2 separate regions of the Homo sapiens genome follow, and region 1 is linked to region 2. A link is a contact called in ENCODE Hi-C or POLR2A ChIA-PET data. All regions are on one chromosome and are shown on one strand. The core of a region is the stretch at or near the end of the contact, and the rest is flanking DNA. Distances in the headings are between cores, read along the strand shown. Region 1 overlaps TMTC1 (transmembrane O-mannosyltransferase targeting cadherins 1). Region 2 overlaps TMTC1 (transmembrane O-mannosyltransferase targeting cadherins 1).

The links. A loop is a pair of places that touch in the nucleus more often than their neighbours do. ChIA-PET counts read pairs that join two places held with the same protein, here RNA polymerase II (POLR2A). Pooled maps may share reads with other maps.
Region 1: a map of HepG2 shows a loop between it and region 2 (14-fold over the local background). The contact joins two enhancer-like sites. A Hi-C loop is called at or near these places in 10 of 168 maps with a recorded cell type or tissue (HepG2, cardiac septum, gastrocnemius medialis and 3 more) and 10 of 50 pooled maps. POLR2A ChIA-PET finds 5 or more read pairs at or near these places in 1 of 52 experiments (PC-9).

Annotation. Positions count from the first base shown.
Region 1 is chr12:29,638,776-29,644,508 of GRCh38, forward strand. The region is part of intron 5 of TMTC1 (transmembrane O-mannosyltransferase targeting cadherins 1); the gene reads right to left. Among named protein-coding and RNA genes, the nearest start is that of TMTC1, 140 kb to the right of the region's middle. RefSeq lists an enhancer at 1,388-1,938. Within about 2 kb of position 2,221, at least 15 of the 41 ENCODE cell types and tissues checked have a DNase peak (open chromatin) inside an H3K27ac peak, as active enhancers do.
Region 2 is chr12:29,549,671-29,555,196 of GRCh38, forward strand. All of the region lies in intron 10 of TMTC1 (transmembrane O-mannosyltransferase targeting cadherins 1), which reads right to left. The region is part of intron 5 of LOC105369714 (a long non-coding RNA gene); the gene reads left to right. Among named protein-coding and RNA genes, the nearest start is that of OVCH1, 55 kb to the left of the region's middle. Within about 2 kb of position 2,866, at least 4 of the 41 ENCODE cell types and tissues checked have a DNase peak (open chromatin) inside an H3K27ac peak, as active enhancers do.

The sequences.
Region 1 (5,733 bases), core at 971-3,470, 88 kb after region 2:
CCCATCACACACCCTGCCAGGGGGATAAGGGAACTCCTCCCGTTTCACCACTAGGTTTTGGTGATCTGTCCTGCTCCCTCCCAGGCTGCTGCCTGTTTTCATCCTCATAACTCCTGAATTACCATTGATGTTTCAAAGGGTCTCCACCTCACTGGGCCCCAGCCATGACAGGCCTACACAGGCATTACCTGGTAATTACTGTCTTTAGCATCTTCTTCCCCTGCCCATAACCTTCTCCAGAACTATCCAAAGAAAGCTACTTCCTGCACTACCCTCCTCAATACACAGGGAAACTTCACTTGAATTCATTAAACATTGAATAATTATCCCGTACGCCTTCCTAGGTGCTAAAGGGTAGTATGATCTAGCCTCTGCCTTCCACAACAGCATTTTCGCTGCATTGCTGGTGAGAACACACACACATTACATAGTTGAGAACAGTGTAATATTAATATCAAACTTCAATGGAGTTCTAAGAAATGATAGATTAATGAGAAATGGAAGATGAAGGGAAGACATCCTAGAATCTCCACAGAATTTAAGTAGGTGGAGAGATGGGAGATAGTCCAGGCAGGGCCACCCAAGAGTAATAGCTTCAAATTGTAAATAAACATGACATTTTTAAAGAACAGTTATGAGTACAGGATTAGACATGTATAATATAAAAATGATAAAAATTACTACCAGTAGAAAGTCTAAAATAAAATATCATGTCAAATGTCAGTGAGGATGAGCAATTAGAACTTTGAAATCCTACTATAAATTGATTAAACCACTTTGCAGAACTGTAGGCAGTTTCATGAAAGCAAAATAAATGCATATTTCATGAACTAGCAATTCCACTCCTAAGCAATTCCACCCAACAGCATTGGACACAAGTGTTTACCAAAAGACATTTAGAAGATTGTTCATAGCAGGACTTTTCTTAATAGCGCCAAACTGGAGACAACTCACATATCCATCTACAATAAAATGCATACATACATTATGGAATATCCATGTGATGGAAATCAATTCAGCAATGAGAATGAATGCAACAACATGGAGGAACCTCACAATGGTAATGTGGAACAAGCACAGAAGACACAAAAGAAAAGGAAATCAAGAAAAACCATCTATAGACAACGATATATGACTGGAAGCAGGACCTGAGCTCCAGGAAACAAGGCTGGTACTAGAAAGCCACAGGCAATCCCCCAGTGGAATGGATCATGTAAAAGCCAGCAAAGTAGAAGGTGCTAGATAAGTGCTATGCCCCCATGGGGCATTCCGGGGCCGAGACCCATCAGTAGTCCTGAACACTTGCTGCTTCAGCACCTGGGACCCATAGAGATAGTGAGACTATTTCCAAACACCCGATGAAAGAAGAAAAGAGAGCCAAGCAACTCCGACAAGCTTCTCATTGTGTTCTGTTAAAGTTCCTCTGGCTTACAAGGATGAATGGTCCAATTAACCGAGCTCAATTAAAGGCGGAGACTATTTTTAAAATTCCCAGAAGAGACGTATGGTGAGATCACGGCAGACAGGAGGCAGGAACAGATGCAGCTGTGGACAGAGCAGCGAGGGGGGGCTCACATTGTGAATTTTAGCTCCAGATTGATTGCAAGAACAAATCAGCAATCCCAAGAGGACCCACAGACCCTCTTAAGGACCCAGGAGACCCCCCACAAAACTGTGAATGCCCCAACAGTGGAAGTGGGAAAGGGAGACCCTCCTCTCCCAAACACGTCCCCCACAACTGGAGAAGCTGAAGGTCTGTTTGTGGGAGAAGTTTCTGACTTTACCTGGAGCTGAGTCAATTTGGAGAGCCAAGTGAAATACTGGGGTAGAGGAAGCAGCAGAAAGGCCCTGGGAGCTCGCGGGCTCCCCTGGCAGGCCGTTCCTGCCTGGAACCACAGGGATCCAATGGGAGAGAAGCAGGGGATAAAACTACACAGAGAGAAGGAAATCTCTAGCTGAACTTTGTAACAGTTTGAACGGGGTGAGAAGCCTCCTGGCCAGAACTCGGGGGAGGGTGCAAATCTGATGTGCAGACTCCACAGGCTAGGGAAGAACCAAGCCCTTTTCTTATGCAGCTGGGAGGCAGACAGCCTCATATCGCTTACGGTCTGGGGGTTGTTGAGGGGGGCATGGTGGGAGTGAGACCAGCCCTTCGGTTTGTGTGGGAGCTGGGTGAGGCCTGTGACTGCCGGCTTTCCCCGGCTTCCCTGACAACCTGCATGACTCAGCAGAGGCAGCCGTAATCCTCCTACATACACAATTCCAGTGACCTAGGAATCTCACTCCCAGCCCCCACAGCAGCCACAGCAAGACCCGCCCAAGGAGGGTCTGAGCTCAGATATGCCCAGCCCTACCCCCACCTGATGGTCCTTCCCTACCCATCCTGGTAGCAAAAGACAAAGGGCATATACTCTTGGGAGTTCTAGGGCCCTGCCCACCATCGGTCCCTCCCTATACTAGCACAGATGAAGCTCTCTGGAAAGCACCACCTCCTGGTAGGAGGCCAACCAGCACAAAAATAGAGCATTAAACCACCAAAGCTAAGAACCCTCATGGAGTCCATTGCACACCCCAGCCACCTCCACTGGAACAGACACTAGTATCCATGGCTGAGAGACCCATAGACGGTTCATATCACAGGACTCTGTAGACAACCCCTGGTACTAGCCCAGAGCCCAGTAGATTCAATGGGTGGCTAGATCCAGAAGAGAGACAATAATCACTGCAGTTTGGCTCACAGGAAGCCACATCCATAGGAAATGGGGGAGAGTACTTCATCAAGGGAACACACCGTGGGACAAAAGAATCTGAACAACAGCCTTCAGCCCTAGACCTTCCCTCTGACAGCACCTACCCAAATGAGAAGGAACCAGAAAACCGACCCTGATAATATGACAAAACAAGGCTCTTCAATACCCCCCCAAAAAAATCACACTAGTTCACCAGCAATGGATCCAAACCAAGAAGAAATCCCTGATTTACCTGGAGAAGAATTCAGGAGGTTAGTTATTAAACTAATCAGGGAGGGACCAGAGAAAGGCAAAGCCCAATGCAAGGAAATCCAAAATATGATACAAGAAGTGAAGGGAGAAATATTCAAGGAAATAGCTTAAGAAAAAGCAATCAAAACTTCAGGAAACTTTGGATACATGTTTAGAAATGTGAAATGCCTTGGAAGTTCTCAGCAATATAATTGAACAAGTAGAAGAAGAAATTCAGAGCTCAAAGACAAGGTCTTCGAATTAATCCAATCCAACAAAGACAAAGAAAAAAGAATAAGAAAATATGAACAAAGCCTCCAAGAAGTCTAGGATTATGTTAAATGACCAAACCTAAGAATAATCAGTGTTCCTGAGGAAGAAGAGGATTCTAAAAGCTTGGAAAACATATTTGGGGGAATAATCGAGGAAAACTTGCCTGTCCTTGCTAGAGATCTAGACATCCAAACACAAGAAGCACAAAGAACACCGGGAAATTCATCACAAAAAGATCTTTGCCTAGGCACGTTGTCATCAGGTTATCCAAAGTTAAGGCGAAGAAAAGAATCTTAGGAGCTGTGAGACACAGAAGCACCAGGTAACCTTTAAGGAAAAACCTATCAAATTAATAGCAGATTTCTCAGCAGAAACCCTACAAGCTAGAAGGGATTGGGGCCTTATCTTCAGCCTCCTCAAACAAAACAATTATCAGTGAAGAATATTGTATCCAGCAAAACTAAGTATCATATATGAAGAAAAAAAAGTCTTTTTCAGACAAACAAATGCTGAGAGAATTCACAATTACCAAGCCATCACTACAAGAACTGCTAAAAGCGGCTCTAAATCTTGAAACAAATCCTCAAACAAATCAGTAAGAAAAATAAAAAATAGGCCAGGCGCAGTGGCTCACGCCTGTAATCCCAGCACTTTGGGAGGCCGAGGTGGGTGGATCATGAGGTCAGGAGATCAAGACCATTCTGGCTAACATGGTGAAACCCCGTCTCCACTAAAAATATGAAAAATTAGCCGGGCGTGGTGGCGGGCGCCTGTGGTCCCAGCTATTCAGGAGGCTGAGGCAGGAGAATGGCGTGAACCCAGGAGGCGGAGCTTACAGTGAGCCGAGATCGCGCCACTGCACTCCAGCCTGGGTGACAGAGCGAGACTCCATCTCAAAAAAAAAAACTCCCAAACAAACAAACAAACAAAAAAACCCATCAAAAAGTGGGTTAAGGACATGAATAGATAATTCTCAAAAGAAGATATACAAATGGCCAACAAACGTGAAAAAATGCTCAACATCACTAATGATCGGGGAAATGCAAATCAAAACCACAATGTGATACCGCCTTACTCCTGGGAGAATGGCCATAATCAAAAAAATCAAAAACAGTATATGTTGGCATGGATGTGGTGAACAGGGAACACTTCTACACTGCTGGTAGGAATGTAAACTAGTACAGCCACTATGGAAAACAATGTGGAGATTCCTTAAAGAACTAAAAGTAGATCTACCATTTGATGCAGCAATCCCACACTGGGTATCTACCCAGAACATAAGAAGTTATTATTCGAAAAAGATACTTGCACATGCATGTTTATAGCAGCACAATTCACAATAGCACAATGCTATGGTGAACCAACCCAAATACCCATCAATCAACGAGTGGATAAACTGTGATATATATATATATATCACATATATATGATGGAATATATATATGATGGAATATAAAAAATATTATATATTATATATTTTATATATAATATAATATAAAATATATAATATATATCACATATATGTTATATATTATAATATATAATATATGTCATATATAAATATATATTATATATTATATATAATATATATCTATATATTATATATATAATATATATGTTATATTATATAATATATAATATATATCTATATATTATATATATTATATATATTATATATTATATATATAATATATAAATATATATTATAATAAATATATATAAATATTTATAATACACATATATTTATATATTTATATATATTTATATACATATTTATATATTTATATATATTTATATATTTATATATATTTATATATTTATATATATTTATATATATTTTTATATATAAATTTAAATATATATAAATAAATATAAAATTATATATAAATATATATAAATAAATATATATAAATTTAAATATATATTTATATATACTTACATATAAATATATATAAATATATAATTTATATATAAATATAAATATATAATTTATATATAAATATAAATATATAATTTATATATAAATATAAATATATAATTTATAGATAAATATAAATATAAATATAAATATATAAATATATATGTGTGTGTGTGTGTGTGTGTGTGTGTGTGTGTGTGTGTATATATATATATAATGAAATACTAAACAGCCATAAAAAGGAATGAATTTATGGCATTTGCAGTGACCTGGATGGGACTAGAGACTATTATTCTAAGTGAAGTAACTCGGGAATGGAAAACCAAACATCGTATGTTCTCACCGATATGCGGGAGCTAAGCTGTGAGGATACAAAGGCATAAAAATGACACAACAGACTTTGGGGACTTGGGGGGAAGAGTGTGAGAGGGGCGAGGGATAAAAGACTACAAATATGGTGCAGTGTATACTGCTTGGATAATGGGTGCACCAAAATCTCACAAATCACCACTAAGGAACTTGCTCACATAACCAAATACCACCTGTACCACCAATAACCTA
Region 2 (5,526 bases), core at 1,616-4,115:
TAGAAAGAAAGGAAACTGTAATATTTCACCTTGAATGACCTGAATATTCTAAGTAAAAGTAAGGGATGAGGTTGTCTTCTGGGTGTGTGTACAGGGCACTGAGGAGGGGAACAGAGGATGTATGCATTAGGGAAACAGGAGATAACATAAAAGACCATAAGGAATGAATTTTCAACAGCTCTTACCCCTAATCATGGTTTTGTTTTCCATGTAGGGATCCCATTCAACTCAGATTTGTATTTTTTTCCTCTATCATTTGATAGATTGGATGACAGTCTAGAGTCCTACATTCTCTACAGGAGTGAAAATTGTTTCTTGGGGTGGGGATGATGGTGGTGAAAAATAATCATAGACATTACAATGGTTTTGGGTCTTTCCAAGCTCAATCCTATGTAACAAATCTTATTCTTGAGTGTTTAATTGGGGAGAAAGCTGATAAGAAAAAATATCTAAAAAAGCTCCTTAAAAGAGGTGAGTATGATAATGAAAAAAAAAATTGAGAAATATTGGTCTAGGGAAAGCAAAATACAGGTAGTGAAGTAACTTGGGTTGGCCTTGTCAGGCAGGTAAATGTTGGTAAAAGTGTGAAAGAGTCTAAGTTGATGTCACGTGCATTACTGAAATACATCAGATAAATTAGAGATAGGGTTATAAATTATGAATGCAAAAATCAGGGAGAAGAGAGGTTCTAACAGTGATCAAGTGCAGGGCCGGCAGGAAAGAGGGAGCAGGAGAATAGCACCTGTCACGGAAGCTATGCTGATGCTTAGGTCTTAATAGAAGGCAACTGAGCAGACAGAGGAGCGAGGAGGTGGCAGGTCATAATCATGATCCCTTTAAAGTGTCAGCGGGAATGAGAGAGTGGGGAAAAGGGAAGGGAGGACAGAGGTAAGAGTTTAAGCTCAAAGAGGAGCATTTCGGAGTTCAAATGCTAGAGAATGACAAAGTCTGCATAATTAAAAAGCCAGTGGCCAGGCCATGTTGGTAAATGCTAAGGTAGAGCATAAATGGGGGGCCCTGAAGGGACAGAAGCACAGGAACTTGGTGATGGATCTTCTTGCTGAAGAGCGCAGCATAGTTTGGTGAGCAATGGAGAGTCACTGCCCTGGTGCTCAAGTCCCTGAGGATGATGGAAGAAGGTACAAGAAGTTGTGAAATGGCAGGGATGAGGATGGTGTTATGAGATGCTGGACTGGGCTTTAAAAGAGCAGGGAGATTGCATCACTGCACTCCAGCCTGGGGGAGAGAGTGGGACTCCATCTCAAAAAAAAAAAAAAAAAAAAAAAAAAAAAAAAAAAAAAGAGCAGGGAGACAGAGCTAGAGAGAAACAAACATGATTTGGACAAAGATGAAGGGGAGCAAGTGTAATGGGATTGGGACTAGAAGTAACTAAAGGTGGAGGGAACAGGTCACTACCACAGGGGTGCAGAGTGGGGGATAGAATTTCATGCTAAGAGGAGGATGCAGAAAATGCTCATCTGAAGCTGGTATACTAATGTGGTAGTAAGGGTGTTAAAAAGTTTTCTTTATCCATGTGGCTGGCATTGTCTACTCTCCGGGGCTTCAGTTAAAAGGTAGAGAAAAACTACTATCTTGAATGTATCAACTTCCTTTTTATGAAATAAAAGTTTGTGTGGCTAGTGCCAAAGGTATTAGGAAACATATCCCTAGCACTTAAAAGATAATGGTTACCCTTATTTCTGCCTCCTAATATTTTTTAGATATTCAATTTTCTAAAGGATCAGACTAAAGTAAATCAAATATATCCTGTTATCAAATTCATCTGCTATATAGTTCAATTATTGGACATTCCATTACATTTTCCCCTGAGTTTTGATTATAAGATTTATTGTAATACCTACCTAACACTCATATTCTATTATGTGAACAAAAGGTAGTTTTGGCAATAAGGGAGGTATGACATGGTTCTTCAAGAAGTTCTTTTTATATTCCATTTCAGTAATAAACACCAACAGCTATTTTAACAGAGCATTCACAGAAATATTTTTCCCATATCCTGAATTTAAATATTCTATTATATTCTGTTGAGCCATCAGGGACTTCCGCTCTGTTCATCCATAAAAAGTTCATGCTAATCTTGCCTATTTTCTTTCTTCTTTTTTTTTTTTTTTTGACATTTTAAATTCTAACCAAAGCCAACAAGAATTAATATAAATTAAGAATGCTGGCATGGAAAGCTGCTTCTTATCAACCTCTCACACTGTAAATGTGCTGCACAGCATCATGACATATTAGCTGCAAAGTCCAGTGAAATGGTCATAAAAGGGGCCAGATATATTTGGATAACACTCAGTGAAGTCTGCTGCTATGAATGGGTCTGAAGCCGTCTGTCATATAATTCCAAGAATTCAAATGAGTTGCTATAAGATTGCCTTGGATGCTCTGATAGAGTCACGTCTTATTTAGAGCTTCTGGCCTGGACAAAGACTCATATTTCTTTCGAAGTCAAGGTTATTAATAAACATCTGTGTTGTACAATATAGTAGCCACAAATTACATGTGGCTACTGAACACTTGAAATATGGCTGTCCTGAGATGTGCTGTAAGTGTAAAGCACACATTGCATTCCAAATATTTCATTTAAAAAAAAAAGAATGCACACCATCTCAGTAATATTTTCAATTTCTCACATTAAATTTTAAAAATTATGTTTTAATATTAATCACATGCTAAAATAATTTGAATACATTAGGGTTAAATAAATATTATTAAAAATAATTTCACTTTTTAAAATGTTTTAAAATCTGGCTACCTAAAAAAATGTAAATTACATGTATGGCTCTCATTTCTACTGGGCAGTGATGCTGCAGGCTGTAGCCCAGTTTTCAGGTGGGCCACAAGGAGGCAGTAGAGTGCGGTGGTTAGGGGCAGAAGGGCTAGAGCAGGTCTAGGTTCCATTCTGTGTCTTCTATTTCCTTACTAAAGGACTTTGGCATGTTACTTATTTTCTCCAAATCTTAGTTTCCTTATTAATCAAACAGGAATAATGATAGTGCTTCCTCTCAGGGATTATCAAATATAAACTGTTCACATCTAAAGAGATAACTTGGATTCTCAGAATGAGCATTAAGTTCCAGGTTATAAAGAAGGATACAATTTTTTAAAGTTAACTCAATAACTCAAAAGTTAACTCAATGGAGAAATCAATATTGTGTACATCTTAAAGTGAATAAATAGTAAAACAGATTAAGTCAAATCAAATTGAAAGTGTTTTTATCCTCTTCTTGCCTTTGACCCATTGCTATGGCTCAGAAATGTATTAAGGTAAGCAGAAATAAAGCTCAGTTATCTAAGTGCTATTTTCTGGGTCATCTCTCTCTGTTACTTAGCAACATAACTTCAGGGTGATGGAAATCAAATTTGCTGTTTCTTTAAGAGAGATGCAGGGTGGTCCTTTCTCCCAAAAGGCAATTGCATGCCATTAAACAGTCTAATATTATGTAATGTTTGGATTGGAAAGCTATTTGGGCACGTGGGTAATGGAAAGTGAACAGGAAAAGGAGTTCAAGGGTAGGGATTCAATCCTGGCTCTGCCATGGCCTGAGCCAAGGTCACATAAAACCTCTGAACTTTGGTTTCCTCACCGGTAAAATGGGGATGAGGAAGGCAATATATCTCCTAATAGATCGTTTTAAAGATTAAATAATGAATATTAAAAGAAACTTATCTGTAAACTGGAAAGCTTTTCAGAGTTAGCTCTTATCATTATTTTAATCTACTGAATTCTATGACTGACCTATGCTGAGATACAGCCACTTGGCTCTATGGTGTAACAGGCAAGAGGAGGTAAACAAGGATAACTTGTTTGGACCTCTGTTAACTTCTTAGGAGCTTGTTTTCTCTTCTTTCCTATTCACTGTAAAGACTCATTGTAAGGGCATCATGAAAAAAAAGGCACTCAGGAAACAGTAAAGTCTTATACAAATGTAAAGCATTGTTGTTGATTTGGATCATCATCAAGAATTGATTTTTACTGAAAAAGAGAAGGGGTAAAAAATCCTGTGTTGGTTACCCAATAACTCCTCTTACTGTGAAAAGTAGCCATTGCCAAGTTCCAAAATGCATTTTTAACTCACATGTACTAATTTAAGATGTTAGCAGTGATAAGATGAAAATTGAAAAAGGAAAGTTAGAGCATCCATCTTTTGCTCAGGTCTTAGCAAAATGAAACTTATAAGAATATCTGCCATTATTTTCAATTAGAGCCAAATTCAGCACCATATTATGATCATAACTGTAGAATAGCATTCCTAACAAGAAACGCCATTTTGTAGCCAAGCCTTTATATTTGGCTTCTATGGGTAAAATACTCATCTATATGATTTTTGAATGTAGCGCTATATAATCCAGGTACCCCAAAAGACATTTACAGGATTTTATATAACCAGTACGTTATTTGGGCTCTTAAGGAGGACATATACAGATGCAACAATGACTTATTAAAACACAAATCCTTAGAACTTCACATAAAGAAATACGTGCTCATAAAAGTAGCAGAGTGAAATAACAACATGATAATGATCTGTATCTAGCTATCTACAATAAGTAGATCTAATTTTTGTCACACTGTTTGATTTGCTATTTTTAAAAAGAGCCTCTTAGAACTAAAATATTTTTTCCACCACAGTTGTACACTTGTCTTCATTATCAGTTGTTTTTCCTTTCTTGTTTTTTTTTTAATACACAATTAGTTTTAATATCACTGTTAGTAGGGATTTGGGCATGGAAAAGGACTGTTGAATGTTCTTACTTTTAGCAAGACGTTAGCGAGTCTTTAGCAAGACTAAAAGTAAGAAAAAGCAGAGCAGTGTATTAAGGTGGGTCAAAGAAAATTACAAATTGTAGACTTAACGATAATTAAAACCTATATTGTGCTATACATATGCAAAGAAGCAGGCCAGACACAGTGTCTCATGCCTATAATCCCGGTACTTTGGGAGGCTGAGGCAGATGGATTGTTTTAGCCCAGGAGTTTGAGACCGGCCTGGGTGACATGGCAAAACCCCACTTCTACAAAAAATACAAAAAGCTTAGCCAGCCATGGGGGGGCATGCCTATAGTCCCACCTACTTGAGTCTGGGAGGCAGAGGTTGCAGCGAGCCATAATAACACCACTGAACTCTAGCCTGGGTGAATGAGCAAGACTCTGTCTCAAATATATACATGAAATAAAATATACATATAAAGAAGCACACCGAATGTGTTTTATTTTCTAGTCTATATTCTCCTCAGTCTTTCAGAGGCTCCTCTTATCCCATATAGGACCAATTTATTAGTCATACAGAAAGGAATCCAATGTAAGACCTATGTTTCAGTATACTAGGATCCAAATGTTGCCAATTTATCAGCTCTAAAATTTATTCAAGAAAAATTTTACATCAATTGATTTTATATTTCACTGCTTCACAATCTATAAAGGGTTTAGGATTCAGTTCCAACATCCTTTTTTTTTTTTTTTTTTTTTGAGACAGAGTCTCACTCTGTCACCCAGGCTAGAGTACAGTG